2 separate regions of the Mus musculus genome follow, and region 1 is linked to region 2. Evidence: chromatin loops called from intact Hi-C (ENCODE). Cell type or tissue: heart. All regions are shown on one strand. Links, peaks and the distances in the headings refer to the core of each region. The heading gives the core; the rest is flanking DNA.

What was found. A loop is a pair of places that touch in the nucleus more often than their neighbours do. Peaks named below come from ENCODE experiments on the same cell type or tissue, not always from the same donor. Only the 100,000 strongest peaks of a DNase experiment are listed, where the experiment ranks them.
Region 1: a loop joins it to region 2, with 2.4 times the contacts of the local background. A loop is called at or near these places in 1 of 42 quality-filtered maps.

The regions. Positions count from the first base shown.
Region 1 is chr9:57,559,259-57,563,643 of GRCm38, forward strand. Scamp2 (secretory carrier membrane protein 2) reads left to right here and starts at 1,686. Exons shown (of 9, transcript NM_022813.3): 1 at 1,686-1,852. The coding sequence starts at 1,796. In heart, for the core only: a CTCF peak has its summit at 1,690; DNase peaks (open chromatin) are centred at 1,763, 1,943, 2,663 and 3,893; H3K4me3 peaks cover 1,612 bases; H3K27ac peaks cover 1,187 bases.
Region 2 is chr9:57,438,362-57,442,746 of GRCm38, forward strand. Ppcdc (phosphopantothenoylcysteine decarboxylase) reads right to left here and starts at 1,753. Exons shown (of 7, transcript NM_176831.5): 1 at 1,709-1,753. Scamp5 (secretory carrier membrane protein 5) reads right to left here. Exons shown (of 7, transcript NM_020270.3): 7 at 2,966-4,385. In heart, for the core only: no CTCF peak of the experiment used is centred there; a DNase peak (open chromatin) is centred at 1,750; H3K4me3 peaks cover 1,171 bases; H3K27ac peaks cover 2,211 bases.

The DNA of each region.
Region 1 (4,385 bases), core at 182-4,181, 120 kb after region 2:
ACTGCGTCTAGTTATCTTGAGTGGGTGATATCGCACTGGGTTCTGGTTATTGAGTGGATATCTGCTTTGGGTGTATTGGGATTCCTGGCTAAGCAATTTTTACATGTCAAAAAGGCTTTTTTTTTGTCTTTACTATTCTCATTGTACATTGGTACTAGTTAGAAGAGACAGCATGTACAAAGGCCATGAGACAAGAGAGAATAGGGAAGTTCCAGGAACTGAAAAGCCACTAAAGAGTAGAATGAAGAAGTGTAGGCAAAAGAAGGGGTGAGAAGAGATGGGGACTACACATTCAAAAAGACTCTGAGGGCAAACTAAACAAGTGGACTTCACACAGCAGAATGGTTTAGGGGTGAGGGTGCTTGCTGCTGTGCCTGGTGACCTGAGTTCAGTCCCTGAAAATCACATAAATGTGGGAGGAGAGAACCAACTCCACATTAGCCCCTAACACATGCGCTCCCATCCACCCCTCATGTGCACACAGCATCACTACTACCACTACAAGAATGACTACTACTACCACCATGACTATTAAAAAAAAAAAAAAAAAAAAAAAAAGCTTAAACGAGATCACTGGGTAGTTCTGAAGTGGACCTGTCAGATTACTGTTGATAAACTCCCCAGGATGTAGAAAGATGATGTCTTCATTGTAAATAGTTTTGTTTGAGATTCTTAGGAAATATCTTGGAAAAGGACATGAACATTCAAGCTTTAAGCCTGATTCATTTTACTCTAACATAAAATATACACATAGTAAAGGAATATTAACTTTATGTCAACAGCCTTTAACAGTAAATGGTAATTATGCTGGAATTTTTTTTTTCTTAGCTGGTGAGAAGAGTATCAATCAGACTCTAGGATGAGAGATTCCTCAAACCTACAAACAATAAAAAGGCAACAAAACCAAGAAAAGCAAACCAACCTGCCAAAAACCCTGGAAAAACAATAACCAAACAACCAAAAGCAAACAAAACAAAACAAACAAACAACCCCCCAAATAAAAACAAAACAAACAAACCAAAACCACAAAAATCAAAAAACCCATCTGGTTGCAACACAAGAATAGACCAATCAGTAGCGCTGTTCTATTCCAGGGTAAGAAACGATTCAAGCTAGATTTCACAGCGGCCCGAAAGACATGGATAAATAAGTTTGTGAGTTTGTGAGTGAATTAACTACCACCTCTAGGATATCTATGAAATCACAGGAGGGTGGAGCCTAAAAGAAATCCTGCTTATCTAGGGCAGGGGTTGATGCAAGGTCTTCCAGCTTTATCCTGGAGCACAGTTGTTCAGATAACTCCTGTTTGACATGTCTCCCCTGTCCTTTTGGTCCGGGACTTGCTCGAACGCCTCAATTTTGCCCTCTAGGAATGAATGCATGATCCTTTCCTGCCAGTCCTTTATTTGGAAGCTCAAAATAAATACACATAGGAAGGAAGACATCAGAAGAGATTCTGCACCGGAGGACTAAGTGGATAGAAGGTTTGGGTATGTAGCTCAAGGCTACACCTATGTCTATTATTCGTGAGACCCTGGATTCTATCCTCAGCATCTCTGGAGATAAAAAGAAAGTGGATGGAGACAGAATGAATAACCTTCGCTTTCTAATAGGCTGGGCAGGGGCGGAACGGACCTTTGTGACGTCCAGGGCCACGCCCCCACAGAGGGCGCTACGCCTGCGCCAGAACGGCTGCCTTGCTCCCGGAAGTGGAGGGTTTACACTGTGTGCCGCTGGGTCTGAGTGACCAAAGGCAGTAGCGCTCGCGGAGATCACCCGCTGGCCCTCGATCACCATGTCGGCCTTCGACACTAACCCCTTCGCGGACCCAGTGGACGTAAACCCCTTCCAGGTAGAACCCCCAATTCTCAGATTTCTTTAGGGAAAAGGGCTGCGGCCTGGGCCTCTTTCGCCAGAGCCGGGGACGTGGCGTAGGAGGGACGGATCACCTGTCCAATGGGAGAGCGGTATCTGAAGGCTGGCCTATCATAGTTTGTATGGAGGCGGGACTTTGCAACAGGTGGAACTGCGGCAAGGGGGCGGGGCGCTGTAAAGAAGTGGGCACTTAGAGCACCCCGGGTTGTAGCCCATCCGACCGGCCTCTGCTGGAGAAAAGGGCCAAGCACGCGCTTATCCTGGGGAGGTGTCTTAGAGTCAGAAAGGGAAGCAAAATGTTGCTGTGCCATTTCTACAGTCTTGGGGGATCTACCTGTATTGAGTCATCCTAGGAGAAAGGCTCATTGAAACATAATGAGGAAGTAGAAGTCTGTTGGGGTGGAGAAATGTGGAGATAACCCAACACCTAACAGCAACAGCAGTAGCGAAGCAAGCATCTAAAGTACAGGAGAGTCCCTAGTGTTTATCAAGAAGGCTGAGAGAGGGTAGGAAGAGAGGCCAAGCCAGAAAATTACTTATTGGCCAAGCACTTTGTTTGGATTGAGTTTGGGCCACACACTTTGAGGAGAGGGAGGTGAAGGAGCTTGGAGCCCAAGGTACACGGGTCTGACAAATCTGCATGGGTGGTTACCGGCCTGACCTTTGGAACTTTGAAAGAATACAACAGTCTTCGGACCTAAGCCAAAACCTTCGCGTGGAGAACGCAGAGATGCCCAGTTGTCTATGTTGAAGAACTGGAACTCCTTTTAGTGCCAAGGCGCGTTCTACTTCTCCTTTCATGTCTGCCCGAAACCAGTTTGAGGGACGCATGCTTGTGATGACTGGGGATTTATGAGCGCAGCTGTTCCTCCGGTGTTAGTATGTCACCAAGCTCTTGAATTCGTCTTGCTGGTGCTTTATTTTGGTCCTCTACAGCTTCAGCATTTCCTGAAGGTGTTGGAGAAGTCCACTGAGCTTTTCCAGGGTGGGTCCTTCCAAGGGTGGGAGCAAAGCAAAGGCGCCTTGAACTAGATGGTTATACACTCAGGGAGTAGAGTATGACCATCTTCTCTTTTGAAGTTTTGCAGTAATGGGATTGAACCAGAGCTTTGTTCGTTCTAGGCAAATCCTCCACCGCTGTGCATATTGGGTAACACTGAGCCCTTGGATTATTTATAACAGGATCTCTTCATCTAACACAGCCTGGCTCTGAACGCCCTATGTGTCTGTCACATGGTGGTCTTGAACTTGGGGTCCTTCCTCTACCTCCCAAGTGCAGCCATAACTAGCTCGAGCCACCACACCCAGCCAGGCCGAGAGTGGAAATTTTATGCTTCTTTCCCAAGGTGACCTAGCTGATAGGAACCCTTGGGCAGATTTTGGTAGTTGATTCCTTGCTACACTGGGGAGTTTAGAATATATTCTTGTAGCTTAATGCTTCTTGACAGAGCCTTTGCAGGGAACATGTCTCTTACATAAGGCAAACGTTTGCCTCTATTAGTTTAGTGAGGAGAAGAGTATTTGCATTTTTCCTGTTGCTGTCTTCTGCTAACTCCTTTGATTTAATGATAGATTGTTTTATAGTACTGGGGTTCTGTTATGTATAGCAAAAGTCCAGCAGTCTCTGGGAGTGTGTGGTATATATGATGTTCCTCTGTCCGGTTATAGTCTGTCAGAATTAGAAATGCTTTGCTGCTCTCAGGGTCAGCCAGCTGCCCCACTTTGCGGCAGATCTTCTCCAGGGATAACAGAGGGCAGGATTGGGCTGCCCTGGATTAGGAGTAGCTCCTTGAAAGTCTTAAAGTTCATCTCTGGCCTCAGAAATGACTGGGCAAAGTGTGAGTAACTTTAGAAGTAACAAAGCAAGGTCTGCATTGCAGTCAAGTAAGACAGTTTGTCCAGGCAGTCTCAGGAGATGGCAGGACAGGAAGCAGCTTTTGGCTTGCAAACCGGCAACATCTGGAGGGGAATCCTGTGTGGAAAGAAGAGGGCTTGGCTGATGGTGATACACTCCCCCTCATACTGGAATGACTGTTCATCCTTGGCAGGAAGCGGTGTGAGGAGAGGCAGCCTTGTATCTGATGCTGGAGCCCCTTCTGGTCAGAGCTGCCCTCCCTTCCTTTAGGAGAGTGTGAGCTGCTTCCCTATTGCCAGGGCTGGGGCACTGGGAGGGCGTAGGCCTTGGGTGACTAGGTGTGAGTCCTCAGCTTCATTTACTCAGGGTGTTGGCTCAGCGCTCAGGAGAGAGCAGGTGGGGAGGTGACAGACTCAAACTGTCACACCTAGTGAGTCTGGAGAACAGCTTTTCTTTTCTTTTTTTTCCTTTTCCTTTTCTGTCATACCATATCATGGTGGATTACAAACTATACTTACTATTTGGAGTCTGCGGCTGACAGTTAGGGACTGTAAATGTTCTTAGAAGTCTATCCTAGCGTCTTCAGTTCAGCTTTACAAAAGGCAAGATTCCAGTGAGACTGGGACATGCTAGAGTCAACAGAAGCATGCCAGAA
Region 2 (4,385 bases), core at 86-4,085:
CATCTTAACCACAGAGCCCACTGGTTCAGACCAAGATAAGGCTGTACATGTTTGCATTCCCTGACCTATCATGCTGGTCCAGAAGTGTCCAGCATTATAATATCTGAACATTATAATATCTGATTCTCTCCCACCACTACTGACCCTCCCAAGAAAAAAACAAAAAACAAGCTTATTTTATCACATGGTGCAATGTTCCCTTTCAACCTCCAGAGTCGAGCTTGAGTCACTCTTGGCCATCCTTGGACTTCAGATTAATTTTTCTTCCCACCCTCATAGACTGAGGTACACATACAAGGGATACACTTGATGCGCTGGCTACCTAGACCAGTCTTATATTCTAAGCTGCATATGCAGGGAACAATTTTTTTTCATATTTTTACTTGACCTTTATTATAACCACAGAACTTACACTTAGTCTTATGTATATTTCAAGAAAAAGTAGGGTTTGGTGGCACATGCCTTTAATCCCAGCACTTGGAATGCAGAAACAAACAGATTTCTAGGAGTTGAGATTCGAACATACTAAGTCCTGTAGCTAGGGCTACACAGTGAGACCCTGAGAGGGAGAGGGAGGGAGGAGAGGGAGGGAAAGAGAAAAAAACGAGGGGGAGAATGGAGGGGAAGGGAGAGAGAAATTTAAGAGAGACACAGAGAGAACACATACACAGCAGAGAAAGAGGCCTCTGTGTGAGACTATAATTCTCTCAGTTTAATCAAGGACAAAGTATAAAATTTCCATGTATACCTACCAGTAATAGAATGGGCAAGAATGTAGCCAAGAAAATGTGACCACAGGATACGGGCAAGACTGTAGCCAAGAAAGTGTGACCACACTGCACCTAAGGAATGCTGGTTGCAGCCAAAATGTTTGGCTTTCCAATGGATGTCTCAAACCGGAAGTAGGCATGTTTGCCTCTAAAGTTACTGCAGTTTCATCTGTACACCTCTTGAGGACACGTGTCAGGAAGATACATCACAGCCTTGCTGGTTCCCAGCTGCTAGAAAGAAGCAGAAGACCCCAGCTCCCAAACACGCATCACTTCCTGCAGCTGGGAATCTCTCCTGCCCACTATCTAGTTCTGGCTTCCAATATTCCAAACGTCGGTGACGGTGACATTTTTTTTTCTGACAAAAACTGCTCTAACTCTAATTTGAAATGCCACTCGGCAAGTTTAGGGTTTAAGCATCTAAATACTGCCAGCGTTCTCCTTTCTCTCGTTTATGATTATAAAATACAATTTGAGGCACGTTGGCTCAGCAAGGTAGCTTGCAGACAAGTCTGAGGCCCTGAATGAGGGCGGGACTTACAGGGTAGAACTGAGTCCTGCAGGTCGTCCTATGACCTCAACACGCACGCTGTGACAGCCACCCCTCTTACAAAATAAACGTAATTTAAAAAAAAAAAAAAAAGTTTGTATTTCGGGGCGGTCCTAAATCTTTGGGAGGGGGGCACCTTATGCTGCAGTTTTTCAAAGGTAAGCGTCAAGTGTGGGTGTCTTTTAAACTAAGGATAGAGCATGATATCTGCGGGCACCGGTGCAGCTGCATAGCCCCCAATTCTGAGACTGGAGTCACACCTATAGCCCCACATCTGACACATTACACATGGACCTTCACGCGGACCCACAGCGACCAGAGGAGCTTCTCCCACCGCCCCACCCGGCGGCACCACCGACACAGCTTTCCCGCCCCTTCCACTGCTCACCAGCTCCAGGATACCCGCAAGTATCGCGGTATCTAGGCGCCTTTCCGGCTCTAAATGACTCCAGAGAAAGCGAGTGATCGCATGGCCTTCTGGGAGTCGTGGTCTATTTCTGTGGCTTCTGGGAGTTGTAGTCATTGGGGCTCCCTGTGCAAGGCTAAAGCCACATTAGGCAGGGGAGCCGCGACATTGAAAGGCTCACTTTGAGCAATCTTTTTCTTTTTTTCTTTTTTTTCTTTCTTTCTTTCTCTCTCTCTCCCTCTTTCTCTTTCTTTCCTTCTTTCTTTTTCTTTTTCTTTCCTTCCTTTTCTTTCTTTTTCTTTTCTTTCTCTCTTTCTTTCTTTCTTTCTTTCCTTTCTCTCTCTCTTTCAATAACTGGCATGTCTGAAACTTAGAACTCTGCCAGCTTCTGCCTCATAAGTGCTGGGATCAAAGGGGTGTGCTACCGTGCCCATTGCTACTTGAGAGGAATCTTGAGAGATGACCATCACAGAGGATCTAGACAACATTCTTAGAGAGCACATCTTTGGCAAAGCCTAGGCACATTCGAATCGTTGTAGTCATTACCCTGCAGCAATCAGAAATTTCAAGAACTTACATGTTCATTGAGCCCACTCAATCAGCTTCAAGAGACCCACCATGGGAGCTAAGGAAGGCCAGTCTTCTAGTCCTAACACTAAGGGCTATGGTGGTTTGAATATGCTTAGCCCAGGGAATTAGGAACAATTAGGAAGTATGGCCTTGTTGGAGTGGGTGTGGCCTTGTTGGAGGAAGTGTGTCACTGTGGGGGTGGGCAAATATATCTTCCTAGCCACCTGAGGCCAGTCTTCTCTTGACTGCCTTTGGAATAAGTTATAGAACTCTCAGCTTCTGTAGCACCATGACTGCTTGGATGCTGCCATACTTCCCGCCTTGACAATACTGGACTGAGCCTCTGAACTTGCAAGCCAGTCTCAGTTAAATGTTATCCTTTTATAACAGTTGCCTTGGTCGTGGTGTCTCTTCACAGCAATGGAAACCCTAAGTCACAGACACAGTCAGGCCATGCGCCTCACTCAGTGTTACAGGCCACTCCTATTTCCTAACTGGTAGTTGTGGCAACTACTTCATGGCCTACTCAGGGCTGCTTCAGAGGAAGGATCACAAAATACATGGTTTTTGGCATCACAGATCCACTCAACTCAATTCCACAACCCTGCTTCACATCCCACATCAAGGCTTCATTGAGACCCACATGGAGACAAGTAACACAGAGGGACATACAGGGTCAAATGATCCCTTTATTATATTCATCCAGTTACACAGATAGACACTGGCTCGGGCAGGTCAACTGCCAATGAGGGGATAGTTTGTGTCTCTCAGAAACAAGGGGCAGTGGGCACCAGGAGAATGCAAAAGCAGGTCACTGGCTGGCGACAGACAGGAGGACTCCCAGCATCCACCAGGCCCTCCCACCCCTCAAGCAAACCATCTGTGCCCGGCCCCATCTCTCTCACTCTCTCCTCATCAAAGTGCATAGTTGCCTGAAGATGCAGCATCCCAGTGCCTGAGCAGCTGGGCCAGACACTGGTGACAGGCTTTCCCAAGGGCAGTGCCAGGCATGGCCAATAGGTGTGAGCCAGGAAAGAGGAGAGGCCGATAGGACAGGAAGTTGACTGGGGGTAACACCCAACAGCTGTGGATGCTAGGCTGGCAGCTGGATCACAGCTTTCCTGGAAGTAACAGAGGACTAAGAGAAAGGGAGCTGGGAGAAGGGAAGAGGAGGAAGAGCCTAGCCCTAGAATCTCTCAGGGTAGCAGGAGCTATGACAACTGCTCTCCATAGAGAAAACAGTAGGGGAGAGAATCAACTAAGCCTAGGGAGTCAACAGGAAAGGAACTTTCCAGACACTCTTGGATTCTCTTACAAGGAAGAAGCTGAAAAATCAAAGCTCAAGGTGGCCTGAAACCAAGTCTTAGGGTCCAAGGCAAACCAATGTGGTATGGTTTTCCAGTCTCCCTAGCCTAGGTGGGTTTCTGTTGCAAGGAGATGAGAAACAGCCAGCTGCTCCTTGGTAAGGCCTACCCACCTCAGGCCTCATGCAGAGGAATAAGATACCAGACAATGTCCACACCCTGCTTGAAAGATACAGTCCCAGGAACTAAGATCAGTCTAGAGAGAGATGAGGGTTCTAAGAGAACTAAGGAAAGGCCTGGAATCGAATCCTGTCGTTCTCGTGAATGGAAGAGGAGGGAAGGACAGAACACTAAACTAAAAACTAAAGGCAGAGCCATCCTGCCCTTCCTCCTGCCAACCAGGAATCCTACTCAGGACATTGTGCTTGCAGCTTGAACTGGGCCTGGGAGCATCTCTGCAGAATGTGTCCTGTAGCCAGGACAAGGGAGACTGGAGAGGTGAACTACCCTCTCAATGGGTCCTATTTGACTTCTCCTCAGATCTTCCCCCTTCAGACCTAACCTTCTGACCTCTATCCTTTCTGCCAGACTCAATTAGAACAGCTACTCCTTCCAGGAATCCAGTGGTCACTTTGAGAAGCTAGAAGCCCTTCTGAGCTGGGGCCAGCCACACCTCCCCCAGCGACCAATGATGCCCTCTGTTCCACCACGGCCTTTACACCTGGCAAGTGCCTCATACAAGCCAGCGGGAAATGCAGAGCGGCTCAAGGTGGATCTGGGCAGCA